Regions from separate parts of the Mus musculus genome. Here region 1 is linked to region 2. Evidence: chromatin contacts called from ENCODE Hi-C or POLR2A ChIA-PET data. All regions are on one chromosome and are shown on one strand. Each heading gives the region's core, a stretch centred on a gene start or an enhancer-like site at or near the end of the contact. The rest is flanking DNA. Distances are from core to core; before and after follow the strand shown.

The links. Hi-C counts contacts between places; a loop is a spot of excess contacts on that map. ChIA-PET counts read pairs that join two places held with the same protein, here RNA polymerase II (POLR2A).
Region 1: a map of left cerebral cortex shows a loop between it and region 2 (4-fold over the local background). The contact joins the promoter of Pdgfc here to the promoter of Gria2 in region 2. A Hi-C loop is called at or near these places in 3 of 37 maps with a recorded cell type or tissue (all left cerebral cortex). POLR2A ChIA-PET finds 5 or more read pairs at or near these places in 1 of 5 experiments (embryonic stem cell).

Annotation. Positions count from the first base shown.
Region 1 is chr3:81,034,304-81,038,858 of GRCm38, forward strand. It overlaps Pdgfc (platelet-derived growth factor, C polypeptide), which reads left to right and starts at 2,113. Exons shown (of 6, transcript NM_019971.3): 1 at 2,113-3,251. The coding sequence starts at 3,134.
Region 2 is chr3:80,801,130-80,805,467 of GRCm38, forward strand. It overlaps Gria2 (glutamate receptor, ionotropic, AMPA2 (alpha 2)), which reads right to left and starts at 1,564. Exons shown (of 16, transcript NM_013540.4): 1 at 1,168-1,564; 2 at 516-656. The coding sequence starts at 1,255.

The sequences.
Region 1 (4,555 bases), core at 863-3,362, 230 kb after region 2:
GCTGCATGGATGCTGTTCCTCAAGGAAAATGCCCTGGGCTAAAACAAAGCCAAATTCATTCAAAATGGATTGTTTGGTAATTACAGGACTCTGGATTTTGTAAAACTGACTCTCAACACAAGGGTTTTTTACTTTCCTGGGGAGAGTTTAAAAGCAAGAGAGAACAAAATGCCAGCAGAGGACAAAGTGTTAAAGAGAACTTTGCCAAGGGCAAGAACAGTTCAAACAACAACCATGTGAGCGCACTGAAAAGAAACAGCCAATGTGGCTGTGATTTTGTCTTGGGGTCACTCAGGAGCACCTGGCTGGCTTTATTTATAAGGCAATTGTCAAATCATTCTGTAGAATATGGATGAGGTGAAACACAGAGGTGGCGTGGTATTGTAGATCATCTGTAACTTTTCAAATACAACCTTCTCTGAAATTCCAGGGAGAATGTGAGTCCAATAAAGAAACCTGTCAGTCAGTCCAATGTGTTTATTTATGATCCCGATGTGCCAGGCACTGTTCTAGCCAATCTGAAGCGATACAAAGTAAAGCTTAGTCATCACTCCTTGCAGTCTTTGGAGTGCAAATGGATTAAGTAGGAGTGCACACGTATCCTATGTGGGTGGTCAAGAACTCCAACTGTGTGGAGATGCAAAAAAAGCACATTTACAAAACCTTGATCAGAAAACTAAGTAAATGACAAAAACTGGACCTTAATGGATTGGATTGCAAACAGATCTACCGAGAAAGCATGCCTTTTGGTGTCTCATTTTGATTAAAATTGGGAACTCTCCTTTGCATATTCAGGAATGTACAGAACACTTTTGGAATACACGTATGTCACAATGGAATGGCACTGAAGATGATGCACTGCTAACTTGAATAAAGTAACAAGGCTTGTACCATTAACATCCATACACTTAAAGTCTAAGCAAGAGACTTTCTATCCAACACTGTAAAGGTGGAAATCCCACAGATAAGAATGAATGAATGGAACAGGTTTGTAAGGATTTCACAGGAGAACAGCATCTTTCTTTATTTGGTCCCGGGGACTTCCTGGATGCCAAGCAGGAGTTATAATGAACAACCTGTCAAGTACTCATTTGAAGGAAGAGAGAAGAGGACAGAGACCTGGCTAGAACAGGGTTGTTTGGTAGGCCCCAGTGGTGTCCAAGAACAAAGGAAAAGATTAACATTTTATCGTTTGGACTGGTCCCATCTTTTATTTCTGTCTCCAGGTCATGCCCGGTTTCAGGATTATGTTTACCTTGGTTCTATGGTTGGATTGCATGCCCTGACTGATTCAACTAAGTACTTGGTGATACATCTGTCTGACTGCACACCAAGGCATTTGCTTGCTCTAATGTTATTTTTATTTTCCTTATTTTCATTTTCTTTTTTTATTACCCCTCCATCCAAAGATGCATCTTTTGTTTAGATTTCAAACCCTACTGTGCCTTCAACGCTTTCACGAGGATTTTCTGATAAGGAAAGCATATTGGAATCCTATCAGAGACACATGTATTGCACATGGAACCACCCTAGGCCCTACTAACATGTTTTTCTCATTCTAGATAACCCCATAGGAACTTTAGTCTCAGCACGAAGCACTTCGTGCATAAAGGCAACCAGTTCAAACATTAGGGGCTCCAGGACAGCCTATGTGTAAATTGCCACACTATGTCCCCAGACACTCTAGGAGCTAGATTTCATTATCATGCAGCACCCAGCTGCAAAGGACAGGGACTCTTTCTTCTGCTCAGTGGTACCCTCCAACCCCAGTTCCTCTCCAAACAGGGTTCATGTGGATACAGTGGTGCATGGCTTCAATTCATGTTACAACTCTGACTTTATCTTTACTTTTGATTTATTCATTCTCCTTCAGACAGAGCCATTCTGGAAGCATCTTGAGTTCAACTTCCCTCCTTCAGTGCAGAACTCTGGCCACGAGTCCTGACAAAGCGCTTTGGGAGTGGGGATCCCCTTAGGAATGAAAGACAAGTTACAGCCAGGGAGAGCCAGAAGAGAAGGAGTGGCTGTCCTCTCCTACTTTTTTTTCCCTCTCTCTTTCTCTGAGTTTGCAGCACCCTTGAACAGCCCGCAGACTCCTTATTTGGGGTTAGGGGCGCCCAGGGGAAAGGAAGCTGGGGGCCGCCTGGCGGCATTCCTCGCCGCAGTGTGGGCTCCGTCTGCCGCGGGGCCCGCAGTGCCCCCTGTCTGCGCCAGCACCTGTTGGCCCGCCAGCTGGCCGCCCGCGCCCCCCGCGCCCCCCGCGCCCGCCCGGCCGCCAGCCCCGCGCCCCGCGCGCCGCCCGCTGGGGGAAAGTGGAGACGGGGAGGGGACAAGAGCGATCCTCCAGGCCAGCCAGGCCTTCCCTTAGCCGCCCGTGCTTAGCCGCCACCTCTCCTCAGCCCTGCGTCCTGCCCTGCCTTAGGGCAGGCATCCGAGCGCTCGCGACTCCGAGCCGCCCAAGCTCTCCCGGCTTCCCGCAGCACTTCGCCGGTACCCGAGGGAACTTCGGTGGCCACCGACTGCAGCAAGGAGGAGGCTCCGCGGTGGATCCGGGCCAGTCCCGAGTCGTCCCCGCGGCCTCTCTGCCCGCCCGGGACCCGCGCGGCACTCGCAGGGCACGGTCCCCTCCCCCCAGGTGGGGGTGGGGCGCCGCCTGCCGCCCCGATCAGCAGCTTTGTCATTGATCCCAAGGTGCTCGCCTCGCTGCCGACCTGGCTTCCAGTCTGGCTTGGCGGGACCCCGAGTCCTCGCCTGTGTCCTGTCCCCCAAACTGACAGGTGCTCCCTGCGAGTCGCCACGACTCATCGCCGCTCCCCCGCGTCCCCACCCCTTCTTTCCTCCCTCGCCTACCCCCACCCCCCGCACTTCGGCACAGCTCAGGATTTGTTTAAACCTTGGGAAACTGGTTCAGGTCCAGGTTTTGCTTTGATCCTTTTCAAAAACTGGAGACACAGAAGAGGGCTCTAGGAAAAACTTTTGGATGGGATTATGTGGAAACTACCCTGCGATTCTCTGCTGCCAGAGCCGGCCAGGCGCTTCCACCGCAGCGCAGCCTTTCCCCGGCTGGGCTGAGCCTTGGAGTCGTCGCTTCCCCAGTGCCCGCCGCGAGTGAGCCCTCGCCCCAGTCAGCCAAATGCTCCTCCTCGGCCTCCTCCTGCTGACATCTGCCCTGGCCGGCCAAAGAACGGGGACTCGGGCTGAGTCCAACCTGAGCAGCAAGTTGCAGCTCTCCAGCGACAAGGAACAGAACGGTGAGTATCGCCCCCTCCTCCCCCTTCCCGCGTCTCGCTGTGCGTTCGGGTTGGCATTGTGCGGTGGCATGTGGGGTCCTCCAGTCGTGGAGCTGATGGTCGGGTCTCTGGCGCTGCAGATGGGAGTTTCCTGAGTCCGCGTGCACTTTCTGGGGTGGGGGCAGATTTCGGCAGTTTGCAACTTCCGAAGCTCACTGAGTAGAGGGAGCGGGAAGTGCCCCGCAACCTCAGAGTGGAGAGGACGCATGGGCTATGGAAAGGATTGGAAAAGTCAACTGTGACCACATTGCTAGGTGGCATATGGCCAGAGTTACAAGTAAAAGAACTGCCTTTAAGAAGAAATCCCAAAATGAATGAGTCGTGGCAAGTTTGACTTTAAGCAGGTATGGGGGGGGGTGTTAAGAATGGAGAATTCAGGAAAGGTATTAAATTCCTTAATCGAAACACTGTATTATGGGAAGGCAGGCACCAATAAAGAATTAGGTGAGAAATACAGAGGTCAAGAGGCCACTTGGACATTTTCAAAGGAATTGGTTATGGTTTTTCTCTTGAACTTTTTTTTTTTTTTTAAAACGTGCCTTTGTGCCCCGAAACCCTCACCTTTTGGTGGTGTATTTTTTTGTATGTTCATGAATGACTATTTTGTGTGTGTTGGAAGCGATCTAATCCTGCATAGGAAATGAGAATTACTTTCAGCTTTCAAGTGTACCTGAAATGTTTAGAAAACTTTCAGATGCGAGTTCCCCTGGGCTGGGATTGCACAGAGCTGGAGAAAAGCCTCTTTCATAAGTCCAGGGAAGCTTCGGGGGTGTAATTTGCTTAGCCTCTGAACCCCATATGATTCACAGCATTCAATTTCTAAACTCCTTTGCTCTTGATCTACCACTATAAAGCCATTTTTTGAGACTCTTTTGTAAATAGAAATTTTATACCACACATGAAACCACAATGCTAATGTAGGCATCCTAAAACTGGAATATTAAATACCCTGTTTACAATACAAGGGGAGGTTCTCGCTGCTATTTAAGAGGGAAATATACATGTTTTTCCTACTTTGTTATCTATTTACAATGCAATTTCACTAGCCAGGTAAGATGACTGCCAGAGACAGTTGGGAAATGAGGATGGAGTGATATATATATACATATATACATATATATGTATATATATATATATATTGCTTCAAGGCTTCACATCTGGATTTCAACTCTATAAAGGACACATCTTAAAACAAAGTCCAAAAATACATATGTTCTCTTCATCATTCCTATGCATTGCTGGGCCAGGGTAATAGCATGGTGTTT
Region 2 (4,338 bases), core at 314-2,813:
GGTCGAAGCTGCCCTGCCAGGCTACCGGACTAAGGCATGAGATCTATCCAACAGTCCCACAGCGCGCCCTGGGGAACAGCGTGTTCTCTTTTGGTAGAGTGCCAATAGGCGCGCAAGAGGGAGGGGGTTGGGAGATCCTCTTTAGAGGCGCCAGAATCAAGCAAGAACCCCCTGAATTCGAAAGAACAGTCCAAGTCCAACCCCTACCCCAGATTCTAGGGTGCACATACTGCGCATACTGTTCAGTGCCTTTTGTCCCCACTTCACTGCCCGCCGGTCAGTGGGGGTCCCAAAGATTACAGCCACCTTCTCGCTGTACCTTCACACGCACGCGCGTGTTCAGTCACTCCCACCCACACATGACAAGCCAGCAACACACACACACACACACACACACACACACACACACACACACACACACACACACAGGCACACCATCCTTCACTGGCATTCACAGGCTTGCTTTCCCTGTGTCCCTGTGCAGCACTGGAAAGATATGAATATTCATTACTTACAAGCATTGGTGACTGCGAAACTGTTGGCTACCTCCAAATTGTCGATATGGGGTGTCAGTCTGAACTCCGAAGTGGAAAACTGAACCATCCCTACCCGAAATGCACTGTATTCTTGATCAGCGCCCCTTGGAAATAGCCCCCCTGCAAAAATAAACAGCAAGCAAGAGAACGATGTCAGAGCCCTGGAGAGATAAGAGTGGGATGCTAGCACCCAACAGCCCCAGAGTCTCTTATTCACACTACCCGCTATAATAAACGTAATCAGTGAGTTGGGCAGCAAGGATCCAAAAGGTGCTCAACGGATCCAAGGCAAGGGGGAGAGTCTAAAGACCAAAAAGATTCTCCCTTTTAATCTTGAGCTTTGCGATCATTTCCCTGAAAATCTGAGCACACTAGGAGATGCCTTCAAGGCAGAAGTAACGCAGTACCCGGTCAGAAATGAACAGATCCTTTCCCCTCTATTGTGTCAAAAGGCATAGTCATTTCTTTTTGCTTCAGCCTAAGAAAATCATGTATATTCTAGGTAGTTTCAATCTGGAATGCAGTCAAGGTATGACATAAGTCTACATGACATGAATTAATTTGCACACTGTGAACAAAGATTACCACCAAATTATGCACAATTCAAAGGCATAACACAAAAGGTACCTACCTATCTGTATGCTGTTAGAAGAGACACCAAAAATCAGTCCCCATAAAACAGGAGAAAGGAGGACAGAAATATGCATAATCTTTTGCATTTCCAAGAAAAGTAGAGCATCCACAAAATATCCCCTCGTTTCCCTTTCCTCCTTTTCCTTCTTTGACCGTTTTCCTCAGCAAATTAGATCCTCTGCATTTTGAGGTCGAAATTTAGCAAGGAGCTGCTAAAACCACGAAGTGAAGGCAGAAGAATCCTTATCTCCCAGGTTTAGCTGGTGGCTGTTGATGCCTGCGTCCTGTCCCTGCTCCTGAAGTCCGAGGACTGGCTGAATGCAGTTTTTAGCTGAGCTGCTGCTGTGGTCCCGGTGTCTGGGAATATCAGCACCCTCCCGTGCACTCACACAATCACCCTCTCTCGAGCTCTCTTCTCCCTCTCTCCTCTCTCACACGCGCGCGCACACACATACACACACATACACACACACACACGCACACACACAGGAAAGTCACAGAGAGGGGCAGGCAGTCCCGGGCGCGCGTGCGCGACTCGAGGCAGGCGGCGAGCTCGCGCACCCACCCCTCCCCCGCACAGCGCCCCGCACCCCGCACAGCCCTGGCAGCTTCTGCGCGGTGCCGAGAAAGCGCGGCTCAGAGCCGGGCAGCCTGGTGCCTCTTAGAGACCTCCAGTCTTGCGCATTCGATTTTAGCACCGCGGACAGCGCTTTGGTCCCTGCTATGGGCTGAGGTTGCAGGGTTTACTGTAGCTGCAGAGATGTTCCAGCCAGATCCAAATGCTGCAAAACTGATTTCCGGTTGCTATGCCTAGGAAGCCGAACTGCTAATTGCTGTTGGCGGCGAAGCTTTCTTCCGTAGGGCCCTGTTTTACATTGAGCACAACGAATATGATTTGATTGTCTCAAAATCCACTTAGCAGTATCCACACACTGCCTTCTGCCTCAGCTGACCCAGATAAAAAGCAAACAAAATACTCCCTGAAGGGACAACTCCCAAAATCGTGAACTTTAGCTTCCTATAATGCAAGCATAATCTCAGGGAAACCCAAAATTCTATCCTTAACTATAAAAGGATGCCAAGACCCGGGTAACTCGATCAAACCTTTGAAAGACTTCGTGTAGGAATCCATCTTTAGAGTATGCCCCTTTGGATAGTGGTTCGATTGTTCAAGCCACATTGCCTGTGGATTGCTCTTGTACTACAGTGCAGACTCCCCCCTGCTGTAGAGTCATGTAGACTTGGCTCTTAGATGTCCGTTTTGTATAGAGATTGAAAGAACCGTAGGTTTCTGCGGGGGGGGGGGGGGGGGTAGTAGTCTAGAATGGATGTATCACTCTTAGTTACAAACCAGATACCCCATTACATTATGGCCTTAAGTTTCAAAAATAATCACTGCCTCAAGGAAGTAGGTTACCTCATTACACCGAGCCTGCTTGGGTATCTGGATTGTAACGAATACATTAAAAATTAAAGTTTGTGAGAAGGGGCTTGGTAAAGCATAGCGATGATTGTATATGCCTGTGAAATCTATGTTCAAAACTCCACTTCATGCCAAGCCATCTCTATATACCTGCGTGGCAAGTCTCTCTGCAGCCTCAGAAATTCTTTACCAAATTGTATGTGTTTTGTTTTAAACAGAGAAATGAAAGAGGTCTCATTTCAGAGATCTGTTGCCAGGAGCCAGGAGATTGAAGCTGACAGCATCAAAGGGAAAACTGGCTGATGGCCCAAAGTGCATGAAAGCACACCATAGTTAAACCTTATGGAGAAAATGTGACTTTAATATCACACATGGTTTTTAACCATCATAAATCATACTTTGCCTTAGTCACTGGGTCTAAAAGTCCCTATTTATTAAAACAAATTTTAAAATACATGTTTCTCATGAAAATGAGAAGGAATGAAGAAAAGCAAAAAAGCAAAGTAATACCCGTGACTTCCAAATATTGTAAGCTTGTGATTTTAAGTCATTCTCCACCCCCTCTGTTACTCACTCTCTTTCTCCTCCCCTGTTTCCCCCTCTGTCTGTGTTTGTGTGTGTGTGTGTGTGTGTGTGTGTGTGTGTGTGTGTGTGCGTGTGTGTGTGGGAGGGGGGTGTTTGTTCCTAAGGCAAGAATGCATAACATATGTATAATATACTAAAGTTATAAGCTGACATATTCTGGGTGAAAATACCTTCTTTTTATAACCAATAATTCATCTCACCTGTGAATCAAAAATTTCACATTCATTTAAACAGGTCCTCTAAATAGGAACATACAAAGCCTTGTAGAAAATCAATAAGAATACAATTATAGGTAAAACAAGAATTATAAATACCCCAACTTGTTACATAAAGAATAATCAAACAAATTACACACATTTTCACCTCTACTTCTGACACCCAGCACAAGAGTGGTTTGAAGTTTATGAACTTCTAATAGAACCAGGTCAACAGATACAGCAAGGAAAATGTCTCAGTAACATGCTTCTTATACTTGCTGTTCAATGTCTGCCACCAGAGCATCTTCGGTCTCATCCAAAGTGCTCTGGGATGATAGTTGATGATAAAGGGACAGGAGCTTGATTATGGAAAAAATGTATGATACTATTAATGTGTCTGGCAAGCAAATTAAAATTTAAAATAAAGGGACTCTTCGAAAGCAGCTTTCATTTTAACCTATTTGAAATTCAAGGGCAGTCATGAACTCAAAATTGACTGGATTTCATCCTTAAAGAACATGAACTTGCTGAATCATAGTGCTTTATCCCCATGGAATATAAACAACCTTATCAAACATTACATTCTGCTGGTAAATTGTAATTGTACATAGTCTATAACATTTTATCAGGCATTTTTGAAATGTGATTGCTACTCTAGTAGCAAATCTATGTTCAAAACTTAGGTAAACATCTGACATTCACACAGCTAGAAACATTTCCTACTAAAACTAACATAATTACATTAATATGATCTTCCATGAAGCTTTTCAATGCACTACATTAAGTAGTAGATATTCTTTTCACCACAGAATGCTGTCTAAGTATAATGACTTTAAACTGAATGGAGTAAATGGTTATACAGTAAATAGAAAAATACTGATGTTTGTTTTTTTATAAGCATAAAGATCACCCATTAAAGCCACAAAGCTTCGTGTTTCTTGAATACTTAAATTTATCAATAACA